2 separate regions of the Homo sapiens genome follow, and region 1 is linked to region 2. A link is a contact called in ENCODE Hi-C or POLR2A ChIA-PET data. All regions are on one chromosome and are shown on one strand. Each heading gives the region's core, a stretch centred on a gene start or an enhancer-like site at or near the end of the contact. The rest is flanking DNA. Distances are from core to core; before and after follow the strand shown.

Region 1 (4,975 bases), core at 961-3,460, 180 kb before region 2:
CAGAATTGTTACCAGTGAGGAAACACTCTGGCGACCCTGTTCTTATGCACCCCAGTAGTTGTGTGTGTATCACCTGCTGCTTGCCAGCAGCCCCTGGGCTCAGTGCTCAGGACAGGCCTCAGTTTGGTACCATCCACAGGCAAGCTGGGTATGACTCACAAGAGACCATAAAGACTCAGTACGCGCACTGTCATGGCTGGGGCACTGGGAGTGTCATACCCTTTCCAGGTGTCCACACCTAATTAGTGGGTCATCTTGGCAGAGGGTGGGGGCATGTTGGAGCTGTAGAAAGCTGGGGTCATTTCTAGCCACAGAAGAATTTGCTTTTGCTCCCAGCTAAACCCAAGGCTTTCCCCAAGGGCCAGCACTGTTACCAGAGCCTCCTTTTCTAGATTTCATGCGGACAGTACATTGTGCCGGCCCTGGTAAGTTTGGTCCTGATGGTGAGGTTGACTGATTGTCCCCAGATTTCCCTTTTCACCGTCTGCAGTCTCCTCTAAGAGGAAAGGGGAGCACGTTTCAGTGGCTCCACGTATGTGGATTATATTCTCATCCTCAAATCAAAGACCTTTATACTCAGTCCTGCATTCTTCCTGCATGGCCGTTTGTGTATGTCAGGATGCCATTTGGGAAACAAAATCCACTCTAATTATTCCTAAGCTTAGTGGATTTTAACATGGAAGGAGAAGCCTAAATCAGCAGTGTCTGGGCTGGGTCTCCAGGAATAACTCTTGACCTCGAAGCATTGACCCACCTAGGGAGCTGCTGTGTCTGCTCCATGAAGAAGGTCTGGAGGCGGCATCCACCCCCTGCACTCATATCTTTGGGTTCGTGTAGACAGTACTGCAGACCCTTTCTAGGGAGGAGAGGCCTGGGCTCAAGACATAGCAGCCTCTGCCAGAAGTGTTTCTTCAGGATGCAGCTGTGCCTGCCAGTGCCAACACCCTCAGCAGCTCAAATCGGCCTCCATCCCCTGCCCTGCCAGTAGCATGAGTGTGTCTGTTTGAGGGAACTCGGTTCACGTCTAGGATCCTGGCTGCACGGGAGTCAGAGTAGAGGATTAGAGCTTCTTGTCACTGTAGGGCAGGATGTCCTGCCCAGGGGACAGGCAGGGTGAGGTGAGCAGTAGGGCTTTGGTGGTGAGAACTTTCCTGAAACAGCCCCTCCTACGTGCTCAGCAAGAGGGAAAGGGCGTTCCACTGGCCCCCCTAGATGGGTAAGAGCACTTGGCCAGAAGGTGGGAGGAACCACGTTTGAAACTGTTGGAGCAGAAATTGTCTAGATGTAAGTTCTGAGCTGGCAGGTGAGAGGCTTGTCAGGTTCTTAGGCCCCCAGGACAGAGAATTGGATTGTGTTCAATCCTTGGTGTGTGTCACACGCATTGGTCATGCATAGCCTGCTTTTCTCTGTTAGTTACTTGTAACAACCTACTGAGCAATGCAAATCCTCCTCCACATGAAGGCTCCACCTTGGCAGTGGCCTACATTGGTCGCGTCAGCTTGAGAGAGCATCATGCCCCTAGTGCTGTCTAAATGTTCACTGCCTCACGTAACCCTCACAACAGCACAGTCAGATGTGGGCTCTGGTGACTCTGCTTCAGAAGAGAAAGCTGCAGCCCCCAGATAGTAAGTAAGGTCCCCAGGTCTTGCAGTCAGCACATGGTGTGGCTGTGGCAGCCCCCAGATAGTAAGGAAGGTCCCCAGGTCTTGCAGTCAGCACATGGTGTGGCTGTGGCAGCCCCCAGATAGTAAGGAAGGTCCCCAGGTCTTGCAGTCAGCACATGGTGTGGCTGTGGCAGCCCCCAGATAGTAAGGAAGGTCCCCAGGTCTTGCAGTCAGCACATGGTGTGGCTGTGGCAGCCCCCAGATAGTAAGGAAGGTCCCCAGGTCTTGCAGTCAGCACATGGTGTGGCTGTGGCAGCCCCCAGATAGTAAGGAAGGTCCCCAGGTCTTGCAGTCAGCACATGGTGTGGCTGTGGCAGCCCCCAGATAGTAAGGAAGGTCCCCAGGTCTTGCAGTCAGCACATGGTGTGGCTGTGGCAGCCCCCAGATAGTAAGGAAGGTCCCCAGGTCTTGCAGTCAGCACATGGTGTGGCTGTGGCTGTGTTCACGCTCCAGGAGACTCCACTAAACACCCAGCAGGGAGAGACACAGCACATCAGCTGGGAGGTGGAGTGACTTGGGAAGTGGGCTTGACTGACTGGGAGAGGTGCACAGATCCTCTGTGGGTGGGAGGAGGGTGGGGCCTCTGCTGCTCACCAGAGGGTTCCACAGAGGGTGTCACACGTCAGAAAAAAGAAATGGCTTCGTTTATCACTTATATCAAACTGATTGCTTCTTTCTCTTTTGTTTTTCTCCTTCTGTTTACAAGATTGTTGACGGTGAGTGGTTTCGTTTCCTTTTTCACTGGGTTTGGAGAGGAAACTGGCATAGGTGAGAGCCGCGGTGCTGCAGGTCTTGCCAGACCATCCCCAAGGGCTTGGAGCGCTCCAAGCAGGAAGATGCCTTCGCAGATGCTGTGGTCAGACCCACACAGCCAGTCCCCCTTGTGCCTGCTGAAGAAACTTCACCACTATCATTGAGCACTGAGCTATAGTCCTTTCTTGTGGCCTACCAGATTTTGGAGAAGGCTGGTAGCTCACAGCAGGGGTTGGGGGGTTTCTCCTGGGAAGATAAGATAGTGGCCTCCAGAGCTGGGCAGAACCTTCTGGGTTATAGCTGAGCATGGCAGCAGTTTGTCTCTGGGGGTCCCAGGCAGGGAAGGAAGAGGGTCTTAAGAGGCGTCAGGATGGGAGTGGTGAGGATGGTAAGAGTAGAGAGCCTCCAACCTGAAAATGTGACCTCTTACCTTAGAAAGAAGAAGACCAAGGAGGAATGCTAGGAGGCTGCCCCAGGACCATGCTGACAGCTGTGTGGTGAGCAGTGACGATGAGGAGTTGTCCAGGGACAGAGACGTATATGTGACTACCCATACTCCCAGAAACGCCAGGGATGAGGGCGCTACAGGCCTCAGGTACCAACGTGCCCCCAGCTCTGCTGCCGCCATGCTAGGATGTGGGGCCAGGGCATGGGAATACTTTTCAGCAAATCTGTGAGCCCTTGGCCCTGGAAGGGCTTGCCCAAGCCTCTACCCAGCATCTGGATACAGTTGGAACTGGGTCCAGAACTGAGTCCAGCTATTCCCACTGTAACCAGAGGATGCCAAGCGCTGACACAGTGTGTGCAGACAGTCCCAGTGGCCCCAGACAGGGATCCTGGGGCTGGTAGGGGCCTGGGGGAGGGCAGGGTGACTCAGGTTGTGTGCACCTTCTCATGTTCACCCTCCCACATGCCCTTGGGGCAGTTGGCTTTCCTGAAAGTCTCTCGGATGCCCGCGCTAAGGCAGAGTCAGGAGGCCAGGGACGGGACTCTTGTAGGGGATAGGGGCCACTCACGTGACAGGGTATAATAAAATGTTTGCGTTGACTGAGAAACTAACGTGAAGCACTGTGCTCTTAGGCCCTCAGGTACTGTCAGTTGTCCCATCTGCATGGACGGATACTCAGAGGTAAGTAAACCAAGCTGTATCTTCCAGGCTTCTGGTTTCTAAACTTCACTGAAAGAATTGGATGAGACAGGATCTTCCCCCTCGGTGGGATTGGACACCCCTACTCACAGTCATGCCTGGGCCGTCACTTATTGCAGATCTGCCTGTGAGGGGAGAATGTGCCAGTTTCTCCTTGGACCCTACAACTTTCACCTTCAGCCCCTATACTCCTGTATGCCCTGAGCTTCCGGGTGCAAATGCGTCCTCCTTTTTTGTGCCCCATCCTGGCTCTAACTGAAAGCTGCTAGTGTTTACTGGGGTCCCTCATAACCCTCTTGGGCTGTCACACTGTTGAGATGCCATGGCCCCTGCCTCCTGCTCTCCAGCTGAGAGAGACCACAGCAGACACAGTTAGCTCTCCAGACCCCTCCCTGTTGTAGCCTGGCCCTTGCTTTCCTTTAATTAGTCATCTTAGGCATAGGTGGGTGGGATTCTCTGGCCCCATGGCTGCTCTGGGACAAGGGCAAACTCGGAGGCTCTTCTTTTTAATGCCTTCTAGATCGTGCAGAATGGACGTCTCATCGTTTCCACAGAATGCGGCCATGTCTTCTGTAGCCAGTGCCTCCGTGATTCCCTGAAGAATGCTAATACTTGCCCAACTTGTAGGAAAAAGATCAACCACAAACGGTACCACCCCATTTATATATGAAGTATTCAGAGCCCCCCAGGAGAGACGGATGGACAGACAGACAGCCAGGTTCTCCAGTGGTATCTGCCTCCATTTTCCTGAGATCAAAAAGACTGTTTCGAAACCAACATCTGATATGTAAACTGCTCTTTTGTTTCCAACCCCTTCCTTTTGTTATCTCCAGTTTGATGCTATGGCGCTGGACCCAGGGCCCTCCCAGGCCATCTCTGTTCCTCTGGGGTGGTCCAGTTCTAGAGTGGGAGAAAGGGAGTCAGGCGCATTGGGAATCGTGGTTCCAGTCTGGTTGCAGAATCTGCACATTTGCCAAGAAATTTTCCCTGTTTGGAAAGTTTGCCCCAGCTTTCCCGGGCACACCACCTTTTGTCCCAAGTGTCTGCCGGTCGACCAATCTGCCTGCCACACATTGACCAAGCCAGACCCGGTTCACCCAGCTCGAGGATCCCAGGTTGAAGAGTGGCCCCTTGAGGCCCTGGAAAGACCAATCACTGGACTTCTTCCCTTGAGAGTCAGAGGTCACCCGTGATTCTGCCTGCACCTTATCATTGATCTGCAGTGATTTCTGCAAATCAAGAGAAACTCTGCAGGGCACTCCCCTGTTTCCTAAGAACGAAAAAGTGCAATAAAGGCCATTCGTTACCTACTTTTCAGCAGCCCACAAGATGTAGCACTATTAGTGTCCCCCTCAGAGGCTTAATGTTGCCTGTGGAGCAGTGCCCATCCCAGCCCGTTTCTGCCCACCAG
Region 2 (6,199 bases), core at 1,436-3,935:
TGGAAAATGGGTGTTATGCCTCACTAACACAGCTACAGAAACTCCCCTGGGACCATGCAGTGGAAAAGTCTAGTGAAATGCCGAGGGAATGCAGGGATGTCCCCAGCAGAGGCCATGGGTAGAGGGGGGCTCCCATCTCAGCCTGTAGTTTTGCAGAGGGAAGAGCAGGGGCCGTGGGCCGCCATGGATAGGTGGGCCAACTACGCCTAAACACTGACAGCATCGGGGGTGTGCATTGTTTTTTACTCATTGTATAAGTTGTATTTGTTATACCTAGGGTGGAATCAGAGGAAAATGAATGAAATGTGTATATAGTAAAAACACAATACAACAAACACTCAACAGGTGTGTTTTTTTGTTTTTTGTTTTTTTTCTCTGAGACAGAGTCTCACTCTGTCGCCCAGGCTGAAGTGCAGTAGTGCGATCTCAGCTCACTGCAACCTCCACCTCCTGGGTTCAAGCGATTCTTCTGCCTCAGCCTCCCAAGTAGTGAGACTACAGGCATACGCCACCATGCCTGGCTAATTTTTGTATTTTTAGTAGAGATGGGGTTTCACCATGTTGGCCAGGCTGATCTCGAACTCCTGACCTCAAGATCCACCTTCCTTGGCCTCCCAGAGTGCTGGGAGTACAGACGTGAGCCACTGCACCTGGCCAGACTTTCTTTTTAAGACAAATTCTGTTACCTTTGAACTCGCCTGTTTGAAGCTATACCCCTTTTCGAAGCCCCTTAGTATGGAAGCTGTGGTGGCAGGGGCAGTCTCAGAAGGAGTCATTGGAGAGACTACGTGTTCCTGTTCAGTGGCGCTCTGTGAGCACTTTGAGGGACCGCCTGCATGCATGCGCACACGCCATGTCTCCCACGTGAGCCCCTTGCTGCTTGTGTATGACTCCCTAGTAACCCTGGGACTATGCACCCTCTGCGCTGCCTCTTGTCTGTGAAATGGGCAGGACAGTGGGTGGTCATGTGCAACAATGTGAGTCATTGCCTCCCGGGCCGGCCACTTGCTGATGAGCTTGTATGCGGTTTTGCAGTGACCCTGACTGCGAAGGGCACCGCTGCGAGAATGGTGTCTACGACCCACAGCAGGATGATGGGGACGAGAGTGCAGATGAGGACAGCTGCTCTGAGCACAGCTCCAGCACCTCGACCTCCACCAACCAGAAGGAGGGCAAGTACTGCGACTGCTGCTACTGCGAATTCTTTGGGCACGGCGGGGTGAGTGCATGAGGTCAGCGCATCATGATGTGGGAAGTGTGCAACACACGGGCTCCTTTGCAGAAATTCTGTACTAGGTTGAATTCGGGGTATATTCCACTTCTAGGGTATATCCATTGTAAAGAAACAAAGAAAAATATATGCCCAAAGATTTAGCCATAATGATTTTTTTTCTTCATTTTTTACTTTGTGGTTTTTAAGGTAACTGGTAAATCAGCAGTGAGGTATTCCTACTGAATACCCATTGGTAGGAGGTTGTTAACCATGGTGTATCCATATGGTGGAACATTGTAGCCAGCGACAGCAGCGTTGTGTGTGTGCAGTTGGGTTTCTCTTGTTTGAATACAGAGGGCGTTGGTACACACACATACTTGTCCATCTTTCCAGAGCTGTGATTTAATTTATACAACCAATTATCACCCACTGTTTAAGAGGGATGGGTGACAGGAATAGCAGGGGCTTATAGTTGTTCTTTTTCTGCTTTAGCTCTGTTTGCATTTCCTAAAATGTTCACATGTTTTTATAGCAAGAAATTTGGCAGTAGGATTCAGGGCTTTTTTTGGCACCAAAAAGGAAACCCACAAATGGATGGAAAGATACTACAGACACATTTATTGACATGAAAAGATATTCACACCATGTTAAATAACAGGTAGAGGCCAAGCATAGTGGCTTATGCCTGTAATAGCAGCACTTTGGGAGGCTAAGGGAGGATCTCTTGAGCCCAGGAATTGAAGACCAGCTTGGGCGACACAGGAGACCCTGTCTCTACAAAAGATAAAGAAAATTAGCTGAGTGTGACAGCACACCCCTGCTTGAGCTCAGGAGGTCAAGGCTGCAGTGAGCTATGATCGCACCACTGCACTCCAACCTGGGTGACAGAGCAAGACCTTGTCTCAAAAATAAATAAATAAATAAATAAATAAAATACATTAATCAGGATTTGTAATTGTTTCCTTTTCAGTTTAAAAAATCCACTTATGTGCATAGCTATACATGCTTTATCAGGTTTTTCATGAATATGTAAAATTTGAGAGTAGGTATCAAAATGCCACTTTTGGGTGACTTGCTGATAGGTTTTTCTCTTTTTCTGCTGGTTGTTGTATTTCCTTATTTTTCACAACAAATATATACTACTTGAGTAATAAAACAGTTTATTTTTGGAGGTGTGGTCTGAAATTTATTATATTCAAAATTTTTAAAACTTAAGCATAACTTTGTTGTTTTTCTCAGCCTCCAGCTGCACCAACAAGTAGAAATTATGCAGAAATGAGGGAAAAGCTTCGCTTACGGCTGACCAAGAGGAAAGAGGAGCAACCTAAAAAAATGGACCAGATCTCAGAAAGGGAAAGCGTCGTTGACCATCGGAGGGTGGAGGATTTGTTGCAGTTTATAAATAGCTCCGAAACCAAACCAGTGAGCAGCACGCGTGCAGCGAAGCGAGCAAGGCATAAGCAAAGGAAGGCAAGTGACAGTTCTCAGCACCTGGAGGCGCCAGGTCTGAGGGCATTTGAAGGTGCCGTGCCACGCCAGTCTCTAGGCAGGGCTGAGCCACAGGAGGTCGGGGCTCTGACGTGTGTTCACTTGCCCACAACTTTGTTCTGAGAGCCAGCCTGTCTCTGGTGGCCTGAACTGGAGACTGGTAAAAAACTTAACTTTGTGTTTTCGGGAAATTACTTCCCCTTTTGTAGAATGGGTTTGTTCTTGTGCTGGCCATCATGAGGGCAGCAGCAGACACTCCAGCTTTATCTGCTGGAGAACCTTCTTTTCGAAGAAAGGAGCCGTCAACTGTAGAGATGATAGAAGAAAGGCCCAGGTGGGCTTTTGGGGCCTGTGGGTTCAGAAGTGTCTTTGATATGAGACTGGGGCGGGGCACTTGGCACAGGGAAGTCTTCTGGACTCAGGTCTGAGCATGTCCCCCATGCTGCTCTTGTCCCACTGCTGTTCCAGATGAAGACCAGCACATGGCATTGATTAGAGGGGAGGAAAATAAGTCTTCATGGGAAGACATGAGCAGTTCCCTCCTTACCAGAGGGCATGGTGTGTCACAAAAAGCAAATGTCAAATACAAAAAACGTTAGCCAGTCATGGTGGTGTACGCCTGTAGTCCCAGCTACTCAGGAGGCTCAGGTGGGAGGATCACTTGAACCTCAGAGGTGGAGGTTGCAGTGAGCCGAGATTATGCCACTGCCCTCCAGCCTGGGTGACAGAGTGAGACTGTCTCAAAAAAAAAGACAACTTTTTTCTCTTGGAGGATTGTCTAAATGCCCCTATGCTGGAGCAGTTCCAAAGAGCCTTCTGGTTTCAGCTCCCTAAAAGTGTCAGGCTCCAAGAACCAGACCTCAGTGAGCAGATGTGGGCTGCATGCAGAGGGAACTTGTAGGTTCCTGGGGTTCTGACAGTAGGACAGTGGTCTTGGGAAGAGGCCAGGTTTCTGTCTGCAGCATGGTCAGGCAAAAAGGTGAGGAAGAGGACGATCCCACAGTGGACCAGAGGGTGGGCCCGATGTCCTGTGTTGTTACTTGTATCTTAGCTGTTGTGATTGTTCTACCCTCAAGAGCTCTGCTCATACCTCGCAGTCCTACAGTAGATTTAGACTGACTATTGGGCCTGATTGGGAGGCTTTGGGGGAGAAGCCTTGTCCCGTGCCCCAGAAGACTAGAGACTGCTGGAGTGCAGAGAACACAGTGTGTCCTCCATTCAGGAGCGTCCAGCATCGGGGTACCCACGATGGTCCAAGGCCCTGAGACGTCCCATTGGGATTCACTGGAGGCCTCTGGGACGCCTTCCTGAGTTTTCAGGGTACTCTCCACCCCAGGCTCTTGCCCTCTGACCTTGCAGGTGGTCTGAATCCAGACTTGAGGCCCAGCTGAACCTTAGAGGCTGATGTCATAGGCCCTGCCCAGCACCCAGTCCCACCTCGAGGGACCACCTCCTGGTGCTTTCTACGCTGCACCCATTTTACAGAGCAGCTCACAGATGTGTGTTGAGGCTCACTGGCTGGCTGGTTGTTGAAGGGACAGCAATAGTTGACCTATGGACTCTGTCCCGTAGCAGGTCCAAACCGGGGGCCTGTGCTGGGGCAGCCGTTCTGCTGGAGACCAGGGCACCTGCCTTTACATGCTTGTTATTTGTCCATATATTGACAAGGCACGTGTGCTGGATTTAGATCAGCTCTGAGAGGATGCCAACTGGCCAGTGTGTGCCAGCGAGTGTCCTGATGGAGTTGGTCTCTCCTCTGCTCCCGTGCAGGCCCACAGCTCACTCTAGACACTGGACTGCAGGACCCATCCACGAGGTGGCTGCTGGGTGCTGCTCCTGACATACACATGGAGAAGGATGTTAAATAATTTTTACTTGAATTGTCAAATGAAATTTTTAATAACATACCATTGTTAAATTTTTATCATAATTTTTAAGTTTTTCAAAAGACAAGTCAATTTGCCTGTTTAAAATATTGTGAAAAATAATTTACACTTGGGGAGTACTTTTCTATTTCTCTAGGAGAAATGCTTTTGGCAGAGTTTCTCATAAGCCCCAGCATTTCTAAAGGTTGGTGGTGGGTGGAGCCGTGCTCCTAACACTGATGACTCTCATCTGCTTTCTGAACACAAAGAACAGTTTCCATTTGTGCCCCTGGAGTTTGTGTGCATCACTACTCAAATGCTGTCTTTACTTGGGATGAAAATTAATTTTCCATCAAGTTGGACAGTGAGTCATTTGCTCTGTCACATCTGTCACACTAGTGAAAATATATGGCACTTCTGTTTATCTGCTAGGGTGGGAAGAAGGAATTTCTAGTTCTTTACTACACATTGCTTTTTGTGGTGCCATCACAGCTCATTGCAGCCTCAACCTCCTGGCTTCAAGCGATTCTCAAACCTCAGCTTCCCAAATAGCTGGGACCACAGTCGTGCGCCCTCACATCCAGCTAATTTTGATACTTTTTGTAGAGACGGGGTTTTGCCATGTTGCCCAGGCTGCTCTTGAACTCCTAGGATCACAGGTGTGAGCCACTGCACCAGCCTGGTACACATTTCTTACATTCCCTGTTCAAGTGAATGCATTAGCCTTCGCCTGGAAAGGTGGGTTTGCTCAGAGTTCTGGCGGCACGTGTACAGCCTCAGTACTGCCCGGGCAGTCTGTGGTATTGGTTACATCATCCACTCGGCCAGGCGGCATGATGCCCTGCCGCACCTGTGAGGGGGTAGCTGACTCCCTGGATGTGTGCTTTGCAGCTGCTTTGTCCTTGGTTACTGTGTTTAGTACCAGGTCAAAGGCTATCGGGAATTTTTTGTTAACTACCACCCCCCCCCCCACACACACACACACAAATAAGTAAGCATATACTTTAGTAAATAGATGAAGTTTAACAATCCTGCAGAGTAAGAGAATTGGAGGTGGGTGTGTGTTAAGTTTTGATTTATTACAGCCTCTTCAGAGTTTATGTTCCATATGTGATTCGTTTTTGAAATTATCTTAGTTTTTCTGTATGACTTAATTTTTAGCACTCACTGTAGTCTTAAATTGCCTTCTTTTTGCATTGGCAGCTGGAGGAGAAAGCTCGCCTAGAAGCAGAGGCCAGGGCCCGGGAGCACCTGCACCTCCAGGAGGAGCAGAGGCGGCGGGAGGAGGAGGAGGATGAGGAAGAAGAGGAGGATCGTTTCAAGGAGGAATTTCAGCGGCTTCAGGAGCTTCAGAAGCTAAGAGCTGTAAAAAAGAAGAAGAAGGAGAGGCCAAGTAAAGACTGCCCCAAGTTGGACATGCTCACTAGAAATTTCCAGGCAGCAACAGAGTCTGTTCCTAACTCTGGAAACATCCACAATGGCTCACTAGAGCAAACTGAAGAACCAGAAACCTCTTCTCACTCCCCATCCAGGCATATGAACCACTCAGAGCCCAGGCCAGGGCTAGGGGCTGATGGGGATGCTGCAGACCCCGTCGACACCAGAGACTCCAAATTTCTCCTCCCCAAGGAGG

The links. Hi-C counts contacts between places; a loop is a spot of excess contacts on that map. ChIA-PET counts read pairs that join two places held with the same protein, here RNA polymerase II (POLR2A). Pooled maps may share reads with other maps.
Region 1: a pooled map shows a loop between it and region 2 (3-fold over the local background). The contact joins two enhancer-like sites. A Hi-C loop is called at or near these places in 2 of 50 pooled maps. POLR2A ChIA-PET finds 5 or more read pairs at or near these places in 6 of 52 experiments (AG04450, CD4-positive, alpha-beta T cell, WTC11 and 3 more).

Annotation. Positions count from the first base shown.
Region 1 is chr4:2,509,586-2,514,560 of GRCh38, forward strand. RNF4 (ring finger protein 4) reads left to right here. Exons shown (of 8, transcript NM_002938.5): 5 at 2,371-2,380; 6 at 2,853-3,012; 7 at 3,498-3,546; 8 at 4,085-4,975. The coding sequence ends at 4,234. Among named protein-coding and RNA genes, the nearest start is that of FAM193A, 25 kb to the right of the region's middle. Within about 2 kb of position 2,211, at least 2 of the 41 ENCODE cell types and tissues checked have a DNase peak (open chromatin) inside an H3K27ac peak, as active enhancers do.
Region 2 is chr4:2,693,911-2,700,109 of GRCh38, forward strand. FAM193A (family with sequence similarity 193 member A) reads left to right here. Exons shown (of 21, transcript NM_001366318.2): 17 at 1,036-1,219; 18 at 2,453-2,683; 19 at 5,770-6,199. Among named protein-coding and RNA genes, the nearest start is that of TNIP2, 59 kb to the right of the region's middle. RefSeq lists enhancers at 2,086-2,145, 2,845-3,194. Within about 2 kb of position 2,686, at least 4 of the 41 ENCODE cell types and tissues checked have a DNase peak (open chromatin) inside an H3K27ac peak, as active enhancers do.